Regions from separate parts of the Homo sapiens genome. Here region 2 is linked to region 1. A link is an interaction called in ENCODE POLR2A ChIA-PET data of the cell type or tissue named here. Cell type or tissue: Panc1. All regions are shown on one strand. Each heading gives the region's core, and the rest is flanking DNA. Links, peaks and the distances in the headings are about the cores only. Region 1 overlaps LRRC20 (leucine rich repeat containing 20). Region 2 overlaps EIF4EBP2 (eukaryotic translation initiation factor 4E binding protein 2).

Region 1 (9,232 bases), core at 4,230-9,229:
TGCACCTGGCTAATTTTTTAAATTTTATTTTTGGTAGAGACAGGGTCTCTACCAAAAATATAAGCAGTTAACATGTATTGAGTACCTGCTGTGTACTAGGTGCCTGGGGGCTCCCAGGGATGTGTGTAGTAGAGTCTCGGGCCTCAGGCCTTTTCAAATCCTGCTCCTCTGTGTCACGATTATTCTTTAAAAGCCAGTCCCCATGCACACTGCAGAGCCAGGAGCCTAAGACCCGGAGAGGAGCGGGGTGCAGGGAAGCCTGGCCCCACAACCACAGGCTGGAGGGAAGGGTGGGGTCAGACTAAGGCCCCTCAGCGGTCCAGGACCCACGGAAACCCAGATGGAAAAGGGGCAGGGAAAGAGAGCCTGGCTCAGGGGAAGCAGACTACCTAAGGGGCAGTTTGCAACTCTGCATGCTCCTTAGAAACATCGAGAAGATGATGCTGAGGAGGGGTGAGAGACTGGGAGGAAAGCAGCTTCAACTCAAGCTGAGGGCCTCCCAGGGGCCAAATGGAAAGGAGCCCACGTCTCTGGGGATGGAGAAGCCTGGAGTGGAGTGAGAAAGGCTGGGATCCTCGCCTCGAGTTACAGGAGGAAGCAGGCCTGGCTCCAGCTCTAGCCAGGGGTGCCCCAGGAGCACTGGGGGAGCATGTGAAGTGCTTACCAGGGTTACTTGGCTGAGTAAGGTGAGAGCAAGCCTGTAACTGAGCTCTTCCAGCCCAGTCTCTACAGGGGATCTCCCACTCTGCAGCAGCACCTGTGGCTCTGGAGCACCACCCCGGGAGGGAACCCAGCAGGACGGGAAAAGCCAGGGAAGCCTATGTCTCCTCCCAGGGGCCTCGGCTTTGAGAATGAGCTACCCCTGAACTCTCATCTGTTGTCAAGATGTGTGTTTTATTTCCACAGTGGCAGGTGGTCCTTTCCCTAAAATCTGTTCCCTAATTTTAAGAGTAATACGTTCATTATAGAACATTTAGAAAATGCAAAATAGTATTTTCTAACTCCCATTTCCATATTGGTTATTTCCTTCCATTTTCTTTCCTACATATATGCACAGGTTTAACATAATTCGTACCTTACCCTACATACAGTTTGGCATTCTTGATGTTTTCCAGTTCACGTTATATATGAGAATGTGCCAATCCTTCTTTTCGTTTTTTTTTTTTTTGAGATGGAGTCTCACTCTGTCACCCAGGCTGGAGTCCAGTGGCGCAATCTCAGCTCACTGCAGGCTCCACCTCCCAGGTTCACACCATTCTCCTGCCTCAGCCTCCCGAGTAGCTGGGACTACAGGTGCCCGCCACCACGCCCGGCTAATTTTTTTGTATTTTTAGTAGAGATGGGGTTTCACCATGTTAGCCAGGATGGTTTCGATCTCCTGACCTTGTGATCCGCCCGCCTCGGCCACCCAAAGTGCTGGGATTAAAGGTGTGAGCCACTGCGCCCGGCCGAGAATGTGCCAGTCTTTATTTAATCATACAATGAAATATTACGCTCCATTGTTGATGCTACATAAATAGCATTATATAGGCCGGGTGTGGTGGCTCATGCCTATAATCCCAGCACTTTAGGAGGCTGAGGCAGGTAGATCGCTTGAGGCCAGGTGTTCGAGACCAGCTTGGCCAACATGGCAAAACCCCATCTCTACTAAAAAAAAAAAAAAAATAGAAAAATAAGCCAGGCATGGTGGCACACACCTGTAATCCCAGCTACTTGGGAGGCTGAAGGAAAATCACTTGAACCCAGGAGAGGGAGGTTGCAGTGAGCCAAGATTGTGCCATGGCACTCCAGCCTGGGCAAGCAAGATGACTCCATCTCAAAAAAAAAAAGCATTGTATAGCTGTAACCAAATTTATTTAAGCAATTTTCTGGTGCTAGATGTTTAGGATGCTTCAGATTGTTAGCTATTTTACATGAGAACCATATAGAGTTACTTTATGATTCAATTCAATTACCACTCCTCCAGAAAGCCTTCCTGGTCTACTTCAATACCCAGCAATATCTCCCACCTCTGAATTAGGACAACCTGTGTTCCATCTGACACACCTTAGCATGGAGCCTGTGTGTCACTGTTCTCTGAAGACTGTCTTGTAGGTGGTGGGCTGGTCTCAGGTCCAGGACTCTACTACACACATTCCTGGGAGCCCCCAAGCAACTAGTATACAGCAGGTACTCAATACATGCTAACTGCTTAGACCCAGCCCCCTTAGAGTGTATAAGCCTGGTCAGCTCCATTTCCTAAGGGTCAGGATTACAGGTGCCTACTATGGCCAGGTTGGAAATTTTGCTTCTTCTCTGGCCAATGCACAGATGCAAAGGATCCCTGTTATTCAACCACAACTTTAAGACCCAGTCCCCTCCACATGAAAGTCTTGAGCTTCAGGCAAGATCGCCATGGCTAAAGGCTCTCCCAACTTGACTAGAGCTTCACAGCAGTCATGACCCTGGCAATCACCAAACATGTGCCCCCACCCCAGGGCTGCATGGTGGAGACAGGGCCCAGGCTCTGGTGTCAGAAATCAAGGTTCCAATCCCAGGCATGGCAGTGGTCTGGCAGGGTGGCCAGAGAACTGCTTGGGTTCCTTGGTGGGTATGGCTCCCAGGCAGTGCAGGGGAGCTGGTCGCAGCATGCCCTGCCCTAGCCGCCCTGCACACTTCACCTGATGCAGGGTGCCCACTCTTCAGCTCACAGAAATGCCCACCTGTCCACTGGCCCACTTGACCTTGCAATCTCCAGTCCACAGAGGTTGAAGTTCAGGGGCTCCTCAACACAGCCTTCCAGGCTCTCCGCCTGCCAGGCACCATCCCTCACCACCTGCCCCAGTGCTGCTGTGGTAACTGGGCAGGGCCTCTCCTCCAACTCAGGCACACCCCTGCCACTGCCTGGAGTGCCTGTCTCCTCACCGCTGCCTCCTGAAACATCCTCTCTCAAACAGCACCCATCCCCTAAGCAGCTTCCCCAACGCCCCGGTGAGAATTGTTTTCCCTCCCCTGCGGCCTCTCCACTCTTGCCACATCTGAATGAAGTGGAGCTGCTGTGTCCCTATCCCCTGTGAAGCCTTTTTTTTTTTTTTTTGAGATGGAACCTTGCTCCATCACCCAAGCTGGAGGTGCAGTGGCGAGATCTTGACTCACTGCAACCTCCATCTCCTGGGTTCAGGCGATTCTCCTGCCTCAGCCTCCCAAGTAGCTGGGATTACATGTGTATACCACCACACCAGCTAATTTTTTGAATTTTTAGTATGTTTTAGTATGTTGGCCAGGCTGGTCTTGAACTCCTGGCCCCAAGCGATCCACCTGCTTCGGCCTCCCAAAGTGCTGAGATTACAGGCATGAGCCACCATGCCCAGCCCCCTGTGACATTTTGAAGCAGGGGTAGGTTACTCACCACAGACATCTGTCGATTTGCACTGAACCCTCCATTGGAAGGCAGTGAGAAGAACACCCAGCACAGACGTGGCTGGCTGACACCTGTAGAAAGTGCATTTGCAAGGGGAAGGGCTTAGGTCTCGCCACCAGCTTTTGGGAATGAGCAAAAATTAAAAATAATAGCTGCCATTTATTGAGCTCCCTATGTGCCAAACACCTTACAGACATTCCAATTACTCTTAACTACCTTGATGAGGTAGACACAATTACCATTCCCATTTTATAGATGAAGAAACTGAGGCTCTGAGAGGTTAAGCAATCTGCTACAGTACCAGGTGAGTGGGTGGCAGAGTAGAGATTCAAATCCAGGCCCATGTGACTCAAAGCCTAGCTCTGAACCGCAGTCTCAGTGGTAGAGAGCCTTAAACAACCATATTACTGACCAGTACAGGATTCCGGAATTCCTTCACTGAGGGCTCACAGTCATCAGCTCACTAGCTTAAGGCTCCTTCCAAAGGCTTCCCTCCAACACCAATGACAATCTTCAGCGAGCCTGCTGATAGAGGAAATGCCTCTCGCCTTAGCTAAGCTCAGCAAACACTTCCACACGTTTACAAAGTGCCTGACACTGCGCTGGGCTCTGGGGCAGGGCAGGGGGAAGCAAACAACCACAGGGTCCCTGTGCTCTACAGATGCTGAAGGGGTGCTACAGAGGAGAAAGGGAGCAAAGGGTGGATGAGGGAAGGCGGAGGGCTTCCTGGAAGAGGCAGTGATCAAGCTCATCCTGAAGGCTGAGTGTCTCTCCACTTCCTGGACCACCTCTCTGCCTCTGACTGCCTTTCCAGTCTCTGTGACTTTGCTAAGGCAGTAACTACCATGGAAGGAAGCGCTCCTTTGTGAGACAGACAGACAGACACACACACACACACACCCCTACCTGCCTGTGAAATTCCTCTCCATGTACCTAACTCCAATTCTGCCTGCCTATCTGCAAGATCATCCCCAAGGCAGGACTGTGCTCCAGGCCTCTACAGTGGTGCCTGCATTCCATGGGTGACATACATGCACATGCACACATGCACACAAACACACTCGGGCACATGCACGCACACACAGGACACACAGGTAACTGCACTGTATCCCCTGCTGCCCCTTGCACTTGGTGGACAGTCAATAAGTATCTGCTGAATTCGATTAAATGGGATGGTTTGCCTAAATGCTTAGGAGTCTTGGGGTAATTGATGGAATAAAATGCCCTGGCCAATTCAAAGCAAAAAAATATATAAGACACAATTCAAGAAAAATAGTGGAGTGTAAAGGGGTCTCCTAGCTGGGCAACCTCAAAGAAACCCATTTTGCCGTCCCCTTTCTTCATGGGATGACTGAGGCTAACCACGCCCAGCTGGCTTCATTCACCCCAGGGAGCCTGTGAAGATTCAACAAGATAACATTCAGGAGGCGCCCAGCACGGGGCCTGGCACACAGATGCTACTTGGCCAGGACCAGCTCTGTATTTTCACCTGGTCCAAGGGCACACACACTCAGTCATCAGCAGTCAAAGGACAAGCAGGCAGGCGCCATCACTCAGTGGTTTTCAAACCTCTTTGACCAGGACCCACAGTAAGAAATGTCTTACACAAATTACACACTGTTGCAATGAAAGTTCCACAAAACACTTATTCTCAGGATGAGGTTGCACACTGACGCTTGTGTCTTTCATCTCTGTTTCATTTCTAAGCTGATCTCACAACTGCTTCCAGGGAAGTTGGGAAAAGCCCTGCCCTCACTCACCCAGAGTGTCAGAGCCGCTCTCCACCGTCTCGTTGACCTTCCTTGCTACTCTGGCCACGGCCTCACCCATCTTCTTCAGCATGCAGACACAGGTGTCCTGCCGCCAGCCCCCAGGCTGGTCTGCTTCTCACAAAAGGGCCTGAGCCTGGGGAAGACGCAGTGCCATGAAGTGCCCGCCTGCCAGCCAGGGGCCCACCCAGGCATCCCCCTCCAGCATCCTTCTCCCCCAGGACCCAGGCTGTCAGGAAGCCTGCAGGGAGGGCCCCAGGCCACTCACCTCCTCTTGCAGGGCCGAGAGCTCAGGCCACATCCAGCTTGGCCTTTGCACAAGCTGGTCTGCCAGTCTGGCAGCTGGGTTCTACTGGTTTTCTGGGAGGATCAACATGTGTGACCTCACCAGACATGGGGACCAGGTCTGAGCCAGCAGCCAGGGAGGTGTGAGGACTCAGGGGTGTGCTGGCCTGTGATTCACTCTATAGGCAGGGCATTGGGAAGGAGGTAGGGCGCAGCCAACTGCAGGAGAAAGACACCTGTCCCTCCATCCCACAGCCTCTAAGCTGGTCCCCTGTCCACACCCTGCCCAGGACAATTTCCCCAGCTCCCCTGTTCACCCCACCCATATCTGCCTTGTGCATGGCAGGAAGTGGGGACACGAAGGCAAATCAGAGCCCTGTGATCCCATCAGAACACACGGACTGGCGGTGGGTGGTCTCTAAGAATTCCTTTCCCATGTGCCAACAGGAAGGAGAGGTTACAGTACTAGCCTGCAGACCTGATTATCAGCCTGATGCTGAGTTTATCTGCAAGAAAAGCGGGCAGGGGCCGGGGGGTGGAGATGGAAATGAGAGAAGAGAAATTGGATCACTAGAGGAAAAGAGACTGAAAGAAAGGTGAGGAAAACAAAATGATAAGGTGTTAAGACATAAGGACTTGCAAACACCCTCAACTCCCTGTTTATTACAGAGAAGGAAATGAGCACAGAGAGGGGCTAGGTGACCTGGCCAAGGTCAAAGTGAGTAAGCGGCAAGAATAGGGTCAGCCCAGCTCCATAGCCAGTGCTCACTTTTTTATAAAAATAGCAGCACCCCATAGAGAGAGGAATGAGCTCAAGTCCAAGGTCAGCACCCCTTCTTTGCCCCCAGACCCCAGTCCCAGCTTCACAGACAGCTCAAGAAGCTCCAGTGAACTCACTCCAAGGGCCAAAGGCAGAAGAAGGCGAAGGGCAGAGAGAAGGGGCATGGGGACAGTGCTAAGAGCTAACAGTCACCAAGAAAAAGTTCCCACGTGGTCAACTGGACAAGCAGGGCAGGCAAGGCCAAGCCAGGGCTGGCCAAGCCCACCCATCTGCTTCAGGGAGTTACTGTGAGTTTAGTATGTGTGTGCATTTCCACTAAAGAGGCTGACACTAAAGGTTTGAGACACACACATACAGAACAGTGGGAAAACACTGATTTTGGAGACAGGTCAAATGCTCAACACCCCCATTTATTGGCTGAGAGGCCTTGGGAGAGTTTCTTAACTCCTCTGAGCCTGTTTCTTCTTCATGTGAATAGGAGATCTAGTAATACCCAACTTGCTAGGTTAATATGAGGATTGAGAGCACAAAATGTATACACCTGTCTAGCTCAGAGCCCAGGACACGTAAATACTCAATAAAAGTTAAGAGGATAAAGCAGTGCATATGTGGATGTAACAGCAGCATATAACCCCAGTTTAATACTCATGTGAGTCTGAACAAAACACTGAGGGAACTCATCTTTGAGGAATGAGTGGAATTTCTATCTGTCCACCTCCAGGAAATCTCCTCTTATTGCCTCAGTGTTCTCTCCTTCCTCTGAGTTTCAGTAGCACTTAATGACTTAGCACAAGTCACCTGGATTATTTATGAGCTTTTAAATATACACTTGTCAGCCGGGCGCAGTGACTCATGCCTGTAATCCCAGCACTTTAGGAGGCCTAGGCGGGTGGATCACTTGAGGTCGGGAGTTGGAAACCAGCCTGACCAACATGGTAAAACTCCGTCTCTACTAAAAATACAAAAAAAAAAAAAAATGGTCGGGCATGGTGGCTCACACCTGTAATCCCAGCACTTTGGAAGGCCGAGGTGGGCAGATCACCTAAGGTCAGGAATGCAAGACCAGCCTGGCCAACGTGGTAAAACTCCATCTCTACTAAAAATACAAAAATTAGCTGGGCGTGGTGGCGGGCGCCTCGGGAAGCTGAGGCAGGAGAATCACTTGAACCCAGGAGGCAGAGGTTGCAGTGAGCCGAGATTGTGTCATTGCACTCCAGCCTGGGCAACAAAGAGTGAACCTCGCGCTCAAAAAAAAAAAAAAAAAAAAAAATTAGCCAGGCATGGTCGCACATGCCTGTAATCCCAGCTACTCAGGAGGCTGAGGCAGGAGAATCGCTTGAACCCAGGAGGCGGAGGTTGCAGTGAGCCGAGATCGTCCCATTGCACTCCAGCCTGGGTGACAAGAGCAAAGCTCTGTCTCAAAAATAAATAAATCAACAAACCAACACTTGTCTCCCCCATTGACCTGTGGGCAGCTTGGGGCCAGGGAATAGACCTATACTGTGCTTCTCTCCACACACTGAACACAGGTGCTTAGTTAGTATCCCCTAATGGTGAAGATCAACAGACATCATTTGTGTTTCCAATCTGAATACAGGTCAAGAGACTCTTACAACAAATCTAAGACACTGTCTAAATTGAGAAGGGTCAAAAACCAAATGCCTAATAGTGCCAGGTGGCCAATCTGCATAAGGCGAGCCAGTGCAGGGCAGAAGGGAATAGAAAGGACTGTGGCAAACTGGACCCAACAACTTCACCATGCTGCCTCGAAGACCGTACCCCTAAGCCTAAATCATAGCCATGTTGCTAGCATCTTGGTGACTTGTTCTAACCACTTTATGAATGGGAAAGCTGAGGACCCAAGAGGGGAGGCAAATCAGCTAGATGAAAACAAAAAACCCAGGTATCCTAAGTCCAAGCCTAGGACTCTTCCCACCATTCCATGCTCCCTCCTTTCTCCATCTCCAATTCATCATCAATAATCATAAACATTTACTGAGCATCTCCTAGGTATGAGGGATAAGAAGGAAGAGGGAGAAAGAAATGCAGGAAGCAGCTCCGACTTGCGATTCTGATGAGGAAGAGCTTTCTGAAGAACAGCACTGAAGCAATCCTGGCCTCACAGCAGAGAGGGAAAGGAAGGGAAGCCACCAAGCTGCCCAGGGTAGGGGGTAGGCCTGGTGGGATCACCTGGGCTGAATATTTTCAATCAGGCACTATGCCTGCAATTCTACTAGCTACCACCAGATGGGGAGGTGGTGCCTTAGACCAGCGGTCCCCATCCTTTTCGGTTTCCTGGAAGACAATTTTTCCCACTGTAGTGGGAGAGGAATGAAACTATTCCACCTCACATCATCAGGCATTAGATTCTCCATAAGGAGCACACAACCTAGATCCATCGCATTCGCAGTTCGCAATAGGGTTCAGGCTCCTAGGAGAATCTAATGCGGCCGCTGGTCTGACAGGACGCAGAGTTCAGGCGGTAATGCTTACTGGTGCTCACCTCCTGCTGTGCAGCCGGGTTCCTCACAAGCCACGGACCTATGCCATCCACAGCCCAGGGGTTGAGGACCCTTGCCTTAGACCACTGATGAAAACTAGTCAGATTAAAAATTTCACCACTGGTGGCAAGTTCAGACGTCCTATTGTGTGGGTCAGAGTGTACACAGGTACAGGAACAGAAACAACATGTAAAGTCTAGGTGTCAGGGCAATTCAGTAGGAAGAAGGGCCCCTTCCTTCTATGCCAGAGGATGGAGGATGCTCTGAGTACAGCAAAAATGTGCTCGGGACCCCCAAAAGGTTCCCGCTGCTTAAAATCACCACGCTTATTAACTAGCTAGGAAGCCATCCTCCCTTCACCTAAAACTGCCCCTTTCTCCACAAGGAAGAATTGTTTCATGAAGTCCAGCTGACAGGCCTGAGCTCCTCAGGGTACCTGGTCAATGCCATCTGCAGGGATGGTGGTAGTGGAGAGTCACAGAGTGTTCCAAAAGGC
Region 2 (8,955 bases), core at 1,121-6,120, 52 kb after region 1:
CTTATTTTGAGGTGGATTGGTCTTCTCTTTTTTTGGGTTTCCAGCTCACTGGGACTCTCAGACCTTACCTTTCCAGCTCAAACACCATTAGTTAAATTCCTTCATTCTCATTAGAATGCAGCCTGCTGAGTATGTGGGTTTCACTGCCGGAGTCCATCATTTAGCCAGTATACATAGAGGAACTGCTTCGAATCAAGGCAACTGGTGAAGGGCTTAGCATGTTGGCAGCAATATCCCAGAGATTGAATCTGTTTGCATTTTCCTCATCTAGGATAACAGCTGCTTGAAGCCAGGGCTCTTAGCCCTTTGCATTCCCCTTGAGCGAGGAAGCCACACTGCCTTTCTGTGTCTGGTTCAGAGCTCTTCCTTCTTGGCATGTTTTCTGGACTACATGCACATGGGCAGCTATAGATTAATCTGCAAAACCTAGTCACTTACCTACCCATAATATCTGGGAAGGTGTGGTATTTGTTTTAAAGAAACATTGTTTCTTTGGGAGGGCAGTTTCTGTCTGGACTTTGAGGTGGACTTAGTTATCCCTACAGTTCTTTAACTCTCAGCTTTTAATAAAAGATGAAATCAGATATTGATGCAGTTGGGTCACAATTCTTTAGAATGCTTCTACCCCAGGGCCGCTTCCTGTTCCTAGTCATGGTTTTCCAGTTTAGTAGTGGAGTTTCTTGAGGCTAACTTACAGAAATTTCTAACTGAAAACTTTAAGAGTTATTGATACTTGTTTTTTCAGTCAGTCACTTACATCACCTAGCCTACTCTCTGGAATTTAAATTTATTTCTCTAGGCTGGTCCTGGAAGTTGATAACCTTTTGGCAAAGCTTAGATTTAGGAGAAGGCTTGAGTCCCTGTTCAGCGGGTCTGTGGATTCTCTTTGCTTATGGCTCTCTGCCTGCAGCCCTGGCAGACCATACTGTATGTCATGGATACCCAGTGGAAATATTACTGAGATGAAACACATTTCCAAGGGTATTTAAACTCTCACTCTGCCACCTTTCTAAGGGTGGGAGGCTGGCAGAGATGCTGCAATGCTTGATAATCATTTGGCCACACTGAAATTTCCAAAGGGAGCTCTTGCCGGTGCTTAAAACCAAAACTCCTGGACACTTAGAAAATTCCATGAATCTAGCACAAAATATCCATTCTTGCCCAAGTGTATCCCCTTTCTCTCCAGCTTAATCTTTTTTTTTTTTTTTTTTTTAAAGCCCAGGCCAAGGGTACTTTTAACTGGAAACTGGGGAGGAGGGAAGAACACTAGCAGGGAGCTAAGAGGCAGGTTGCTGGGTAAGCCATCCTGCTCCTACCTGGTGCCTGTATCTACATTGCTGAGTGCTGTGCGCCAGTGCCTTTCCTTCATCTGCAGATGGAGCCCATCTCTTTCCACCTGGGTGAGGAGACCCTCTGCTACTCCAGGGGTAAACCTTAAAGAAGGTGTCTTGAAGAGCCCAGAGGACACTCACGTGCTAAGGTGTCCATTTTATGCATCTTTAAAATATTTTATTTAAAAAAAAAAATAGCCCTGCCCTGTCTTAGTGCCACTAACGGCCCAGTTCCATCCATTCTGAATGGAAAAGCGGAGACTGCCAGCACTTTCCTTGGTCTTCCCTTTGTCTCCCATGATGTGTTGTTCCCTCATCCCTCCCATCCATTTCACTGTGTGTGGATGGATAGCAGAGGGTACCACGCAGTCCTTGAGGCAGTCCTGTGTGATTCCATGATCAGTTGTTTTTGTATTTTAACTATTCTTCCAAACCAGCAGATGTTTGGAAATTAAGGAAAAAATTAAATTCTCATCAATGGTTGCTGTTATAGTTAAATCAGTAAAGATCTTGAGTATCAACTTGGTGTTTTAATTTTTTAAAAATTTCTGGTGAAATCCTGCTAAGGTTATTTCACATTTCAGGAGTTTCAGCTGGTGGGGGAGATGGGCAGAGGTAAGAGGCAGTTGGCTCTTTATCTGTCAGTTCTCCACACTTGCGGAGCATGCACTTTGTCAATGTGGACCTGTGTATGCAAAGGAGATGGTGGGACTCTCAGGGAGCATGACCCTGGTCCTGTGCTCAGGAGCTTGCAGGTGAACATGTATATGCTGGGCTGACGGCACCCAAGCATGTCCTTCTCTTAAGTGCCAGCCCTGAGGAAGCCCAAACAACTTTTCCTTTCTCAGAAGAGGGGCTGCCTGTGCCCCTGGGAGCACTGGTTAGATGCCCATCATGCCTGTTACCTCAAACCAAGCTGTGCTGCATGAGCGTCAGATTCCCTGCTGTTAACTAATCCAGCGGGTTTCATGTATTAGTCCTGAGAATGAGAATTCTTTCACGTGCACAGAGGTCCACAGAATAAAACTGGACTGGAGGAAGCTTTCCCATCGGAACTGTCTAGGGGTTTAGGGCACAGGCTTTGGAGTCAGGCAGCTTCAGTTCCAGCTGTGCTGCTTAGTAGCCAAATTACCCAGCAGAATTCTTATTCTACAAGCCTCAGTTTTCTCTAAAATAAGGTTAAGAAACAACTTTTCTAGGTGGTTGTCAGGCCCAGTTGATGTCATAAAGAGCCCAGTGCCTAGTATACTCAGCTCAGGAAACAGTATTTAAGGGACTCAAGCACAGCCCGGTTGACATGGACACCCAGAGATTATTCAGCCCCCTCTCCTCTTCCCTCCAAGTGTGTAAGTTTAGGAATGGAACAGGTTTGAGCACTGCAGCTACCACCTACTCATGGAACCTATAGAAGGACTAAAGGATCTCTTTAAGGGAAGATGGGACCAAAACCTTAAAAGCGCTTTCCTACATCCTTTACTCTGCCCTAAAGGCAATTAGGATAGGTAAGGATCTTACTGCTAATGAAGACTTTTTTTTTTTTGAGACTGAATCTTGCTCTGTTGCCCAGGCTGGAGTGCAGTGGTGCGACCTCGGCTCACTGTAACCCCCGCTTCCTGGGTTCAAGTGATTCTCCTGCCTCAGCCTCCTGAGTAGCTGGGATTACAGGCACGTGCTACCATGCCTGGCTAATTTTTATATTTTTAGTAGAGACGGGGTTTCACCACGTTGGTCAGGCTGGTCTCAAACTCCACACCTCGTGATCCGCCCGCCTCAGCCTCCCAAAGTGCTGGGATTACAGGCATGAGCCACCGCGCCGGACCGAAAAGGAAGACTTAAAGACGGAGATAAACCCCAGGTTAGGGGTGCTATCCCAGGGTCACAGCCACTCCCCACATCTCTATGGATCCCGTGTTTCTGTTTCTTACAATGTTTCTAATTTCTCCAGGCTTACCTACTGCCAGGCCCACCCACTTCCTCAGCCAAGGAGTGTAATGTGTCCAATTTTTACCACTCACAACTGACTTGGCACTTCTTGAGAGCAAGTTAAAATAACTCTTGAGTGCTCTTAAAACCCTAGGTTCAGGCCAGGTGCAGTGGCTCACAGCTGTAATCTCAACACATTGTGAGGCCAACACAGGACAAGAGCTTGAGCCGAGAAGTTGGAGACCAGCCTTGGCAACATGGCGAGACCCTGTCTTGACAAAAAACAATCTAAAAAATTAGTTGGGTATGATGGTGCATGCTTGCAGTCCCAGCTACTTGGGAGGCTGAAGTAGGAGGATTGCTTGAGTCCAGGATGGCAAGACTGCAGTGAGCCATGATTGTGCCACTGCACTCCAGTCTGGTTGACAGCAAGATCCTGTATCAAAACAACAGAAAACATCCCAGGTTCAGACAGGACACAATTCTCCAAGGTAGTATTTAAAGTGACTTATAGAGCCTTCAGCAAGCACATGGCCTAGAGCATGGAGCTATTCCCTAGGCTCGGGTAGGTAGGCTTTGCCCCAGTGACTCTGTCCAGGCAACAGAATGACTCTGCTGCTGACGTAGCAAACACTGAGCTTTCAGCAGGGGTCAGCAAAACACAGAGTTTCACTACTTTGTGCACTACTTTTATTTGACATGAGGCAATGCCCTGTCGTCAAGGGTTTGTTCTTGGAGTCAATACAGCTGACTGTAAACACTCCCACAAGCTGTAGCTACAAATAGCTTGACCTTTCGCTCTCTGGCACCAGCCATGTAAGAAAGTCCTGGGGTGGGATGTTCACTTCTAAGAACTAGTTCAGTAGTGTAATTGGGTTCAAATGTTTGGTTCTAAAGGCTAAGGCTTGGATCCCAAGATAGGTGAGCACAAACCTCTAGTTGCTGTTAAGCAGTAAGTGCCCGTAGGGCTCAAGAGACCAGAGCTCAGCTCTTGGCCCTGCCACTCCTAGCTGTGTGGTCAGGCCCTGAGGCCTCCCTGGGGTCTCACTTAGGAATGGGGATCAGACAAGCTGACCTCACAAGGTTGTCCCTGCTCTGCTGTTCTGTATATGGGCAGATGCAGAATCCTGTTGATTCTGAATTGTTGGATCTGGGCAGTCTATTTCTAGTCCAGGCAGTGAACAGCTGGATCAGCTTTGTTGTGGAATCAAGGCACTGAGGTTTCTCAAGCCCAGGCCTGGCTCCAGCAAATCCAGCCCCTTTCTGGGCCATGACTATGGTGTTGACTCAACCAAAGCCTCAGTTGAGTTCGTCTGAGCTCAACAGGGTTCACAAATGATTGGAATCATTTTCTTTAGCATAAGTGGGTAGGCTTCTTGGGAAAGCAGAATGGGGTAGATATACTGTGGGCTCACATTCCCAATAAAGTGGCCCCTTTGCTCCATGAAACTACAAAAAAAGTGCCCCTGCTTTGGCAATGCTCAATGAGATCAAGCTGTTAAGAGCAGAATTGCTTCTTTTGTTTGTTTTATTTAAACAGAGACAGGTTCTCACTATGTTGCCCAGGCTGGTCTTGAACTACTGGACTCAAGTGATCTTCCCATCTCAGCCTCCCAAAGTGCTGGGATTACAGGCATGAGCCACTGCACCCAGCCAGAATTGCTGCCTTTGAGGTCTTTTTACCTGGAAGATAACTGTGGTCAGGGGTTTTTGGGGATAGAGCTGCCTCACTCAGGCTCCTTTTGCTGTGCTTCCCATGTGGAACCTGAAATTAAGTCTGTCTTAGAACCCTGAGTAACAAAAGAGCCGATAAAGGTTAGATTAAGGGCATGTGGCAGGGACTGGGTTTAGCAAGCTTTATAAGCTTTAGAGGGAGGTAGGGATAAGGTAGCTCTTCCTATTCAGTCTACAGCTTAAAGCTCATGGCTCTTCTGAGCCTGACAACAGACATTTAATATGAATGCATTAGGATTCACCAGCGTTCCTTTTACAAGTGGAGACTGGACAGTGAATTGCTCACCTGAGGTCGCACAGCTTCCAGTGGCTGAGCTGTGACCATAGAGCAAGTATCTTGCCACCCAGGGCAAGGCCTTCACCACTGCTGGATAGGAAGCTCAGAGGCCTCATTAATAGCACACATTGAGAGACTGAGGTGGATTGTCACCAACTTTAACAAACTCAGGCTGTGTCTGCCGAAGCAGACTGACGCAGGGATGTCTTCTGTAACCCAACATGGCCGGTCCTCTTGGATGAGTTCCTGCCTCTGCCTTCACAGGCACCAGCTGGCCCAGGAGAACTAGACAATGGCTTTATTGTTGTACAGCTCATTAGCAGAGAACCACTCCAGTGAGCCTCTGGACAAGGCCAGTAGATTGCCACTGGCCAGCCAGAAAGCTGTGGGGCTCCCCCAACCCAGCCTGAGGCAATGAGATTGACGGACTCTTTTTAATCTATACAGTGATCCTTAATCTTTGGGGAGGGGGACAGGTCACACACAGACTACTTTGGAGAATACATGAAAGCTATAGGTGACTTCATCCCACCTCCAAAATACATGCACATATGTCTCAACTTTCACATACAGTTTCGGGGGGTTCACAGGTTTTTAAAAAATCCAGTAAAGAACTCATGCACTTGTGCTTTTCCTTGCCACTGTCTTTTCAGTAAAGAGAACATCCAGCCAGCCCCCTGCACAGGCTTCTTCCTCCCTCTTCCTGACAGCAGCCTCTGTGCTTGGCCAGACTCCACTGAGCCCTTCATTTACAGAGTGGGCAGCCCCTCCTCTTCAGTTCTGGTGGGCAGAGCAACTTTGCCCCTCTCTGTTTCTCCTTACTGGATTAGATGGTTATCATGTCTTCCAGGAGTTTCCCAGCCTTCCAGAGTGCAGGCAAATCCAGTCTCCCTCCAGGATGTCATCAGAGGCACCCACATTCTTCCACGATCATGTCTTTATGGTGATCTAGGAGCACTCTGCCATTATCCACATACAGCATGCTCAGCGGCTTGGTCTTCACTGGGGCACAACAAGTGGAAGGGACTCGGTGGGGCTGGTAACGTTTCAGCAGACTCTGTAAAGGAAAGGAAGGGTGTGTCAATTCACATCCTGATGGGCAGGTCAGAATAGTATTTCTGGGTAAAGAGTAAAAAAGTTACGGAGTTAAAGTCAGTTCCTGAGTGCAAAAATAGCAGAAAATTATTTTCATAAAGGAATTAGCTTGCCAATATATCATGAACTCTAATGTCTAAACTACCTTTAGCTCTGTGCTTGTTTTGTGAAAACAGCCTTTAAACAGATTCAAAAAATTACATGTATCTGGGTAGAGTAGTAGCTATTTTTTTTTTTAAGTGGTAGCTAATTTTTATGTTCTCCTATTATTCTAGTCTAAAGGGAATACCATTTTTTTTTTCTTTTTTGAGATGGTCTTGCTCTGTTGCCCAGGCTGGAGTGCAGTGGTGTGATCACAGCTCACTGCATCCTCAACCTCCTGGGCTCAGGTGATCCTCCCACCTCAGCCTCCTGAGTAGCTGGGACTACAGGTACATGCCACCATGCCTGGCTAATTTTTGTATTTTTTGTAGAAATAGGGTTTCGGCATGTTGCCCAGGCTGGTCTTGACCTCCTGGGCTCAAGCGATCCACCCACCTCAGCCTCCCAAAATGCTGGAATTACATGAGTGAGCCACCGTGCCCGGCTGTGAATACCAATTTTTAAAATATTCCAAGAAATTCCTGGTTTAGTTCTAGAAATATGAAGCAGAATAGTTAGTCATGTGGAAATTCTTATGGGATTTGCTGTCAGCCAGAGAAGGACAGAGAGAGTCAATAGGAGGAAAGGAACAATCCCTTGGCGTTTTGGAACCAGGGCCTGTCCCTGTGGTCTAGTAACGTCTTTTTAGATCAGAGTGTCAGAGTTGGCAGTTGGGACTGTCTGGGTCTTTGTGGTGCTCCAGGTGGGCGATGAAAATCAGCAGGCCTGGGTGAGGCTCAGGACAGATCCTCGGAAGCTCTAGTACCCCCAGGGACTCCCTTGCATGACCTCAGCCCATGTGCTCATGCTCCCCAGAGACCCTGAATCCCGCCTGAGGCTTGGCATGGAGGATATATTGCAAGTCCAAGAAATTCTCATTCCAGACTTCATGGAGTAAAATGAAAACATTTTGGTCCCATATGACCTTGGACAGCAGGGCAGGGCCACCTATAACATCAGATCCACCATATTAGGTTATATTTTCTGTTCTCTCCATCTTCTTCTCTTTCCTAACTCACCAGCTCTGTTCTTCCTCCACCACCTCCTAGACCTTAGGCTGACTAGTGGCACCAAGTGGCAGCCTCTGGCTTTGTCTACTTTTTCTTGTTTTTGAGATGGAGTTTCGCTCCTGTTGCCCAGGCTGGAGTGCAATGGCATGATCTCGGCTCACTGCAATCTCTGCCTCCCGGGTTCAAGTGATTCTCCTGCCTCAGCCTCCCGAGTAGCTGGGATTACAGGCATGTGCCACAACACCCGGCTGATTTTTGTATTTTTAGTAGAGACGGGGTGTCACCATGTTGGTCAGGCTGGTCTCAAACTCCTGACCTCAGGTGATCCGCCCACCTCAGCCTCCCAAAGTGTTGGGATTTCAGGCATGTGCCACCGCACCTGGCTGGCCTTGTCTACTTCTGTAGAATGGGTAGTCAATTCTCAACCAAAATACTGTGGCTGGAACAGTGTGATTCCAACCGTGGCCCCATAATGCAGCCAAACATGCCTGTTACCTACCAACTGCTTTACATGCCATGTGCATGTCATCTCATTAACCCTACAGCATCCCTCTGAAATATGGCATTGCCCTCCTCATCTTACAGGTGGAAAAACTGAAGCTTGAGAGAATAAGCAACCTAAACAGTATCACACAGCTAATGAGGAGTCAAATGCAGGCCTGCCTGTCCCCAAAGTCCAGATTCTTCCTTTCCTAGAATGTCAGGGCTAGGGAAGTGCTGAGACCCTCTGGTCTACCCCCACCCCCTAATTTTATGAAAGACAAGGATAAAGTCCCAGGGAAACAATGTGTTCAAGGCTACCCAGTGACGCATGACCCCATACAGGCTCTATAAGGATGTTACACTCGGTCATCTCTACATGCCTGGTACCTAGCACAGGATCCTGGTACATTGGAGGTGCTTGAGTAACTGTGAATACAGGAACATAGTCATTTAATAGCAAAGCTAGAGCCCTGTCCCCCAAGGCCAGCTTACTGCCTCCCCTCCCCCTCACGCCTGGCATCCCACCTGGATGTATGCATGGTTGGTCGGATGAAACTCCTCCCCAACAGGATTAGGACACTCGCCCTCACAGCGATAGGCGTTGTACTGCTTGGGGTAGATGATCCAGGAGCCCCATCCGATCAGGTTGAAGTCCACCTGGAACTTGACCTTCCGACACAGTTGACTTCTGTCTGGCAAGTGATGTCGACGGTGCCTCTTGCCCCACTCCCAGGACAGCTGTCCCTCCTGGGCCCGCCAGGAGCTCTCGGCTTCCCACAGCAAGGTGGACCCACCCAGCTGCCTCTGCTCCTGCGAGAGGTTGGAGTAGAGCATAAGGAGCACATTGGTGGCAGGCGGTGTGGGGGGCCGCGGCCAGCACTCTCCAGCTACCCTGGACATCTGCTTCTCCAGGGCCCCAGGGTGCTTCAGCCACTTGGAGAGAGGCCTGGTCACCTCCAAA

Evidence for each region. Peaks named below come from ENCODE experiments on the same cell type or tissue, not always from the same donor. Only the 100,000 strongest peaks of a DNase experiment are listed, where the experiment ranks them.
Region 2: POLR2A ChIA-PET joins it to region 1 with 12 read pairs; 6 of 35 experiments call an interaction of 5 or more read pairs at or near these places.

The regions. Positions count from the first base shown.
Region 1 is chr10:70,371,292-70,380,523 of GRCh38, forward strand. LRRC20 (leucine rich repeat containing 20) reads right to left here. Exons shown (of 5, transcript NM_001278212.2): 2 at 5,161-5,305. The coding sequence starts at 5,242. Among named protein-coding and RNA genes, the nearest start is that of LRRC20, 6.7 kb to the right of the region's middle. In Panc1, for the core only: CTCF peaks have their summits at 8,478 and 8,679; a DNase peak (open chromatin) is centred at 6,950; H3K27ac peaks cover 2,316 bases.
Region 2 is chr10:70,426,767-70,435,721 of GRCh38, forward strand. EIF4EBP2 (eukaryotic translation initiation factor 4E binding protein 2) reads left to right here. Exons shown (of 3, transcript NM_004096.5): 3 at 1-1,852. It overlaps NODAL (nodal growth differentiation factor), which reads right to left. Exons shown (of 3, transcript NM_018055.5): 2 at 8,520-8,955; 3 at 5,170-6,322. The coding sequence ends at 6,170. Among named protein-coding and RNA genes, the nearest start is that of NODAL, 10 kb to the right of the region's middle. RefSeq lists an enhancer at 8,377-8,878. In Panc1, for the core only: no CTCF peak of the experiment used is centred there; no DNase peak of the experiment used is centred there.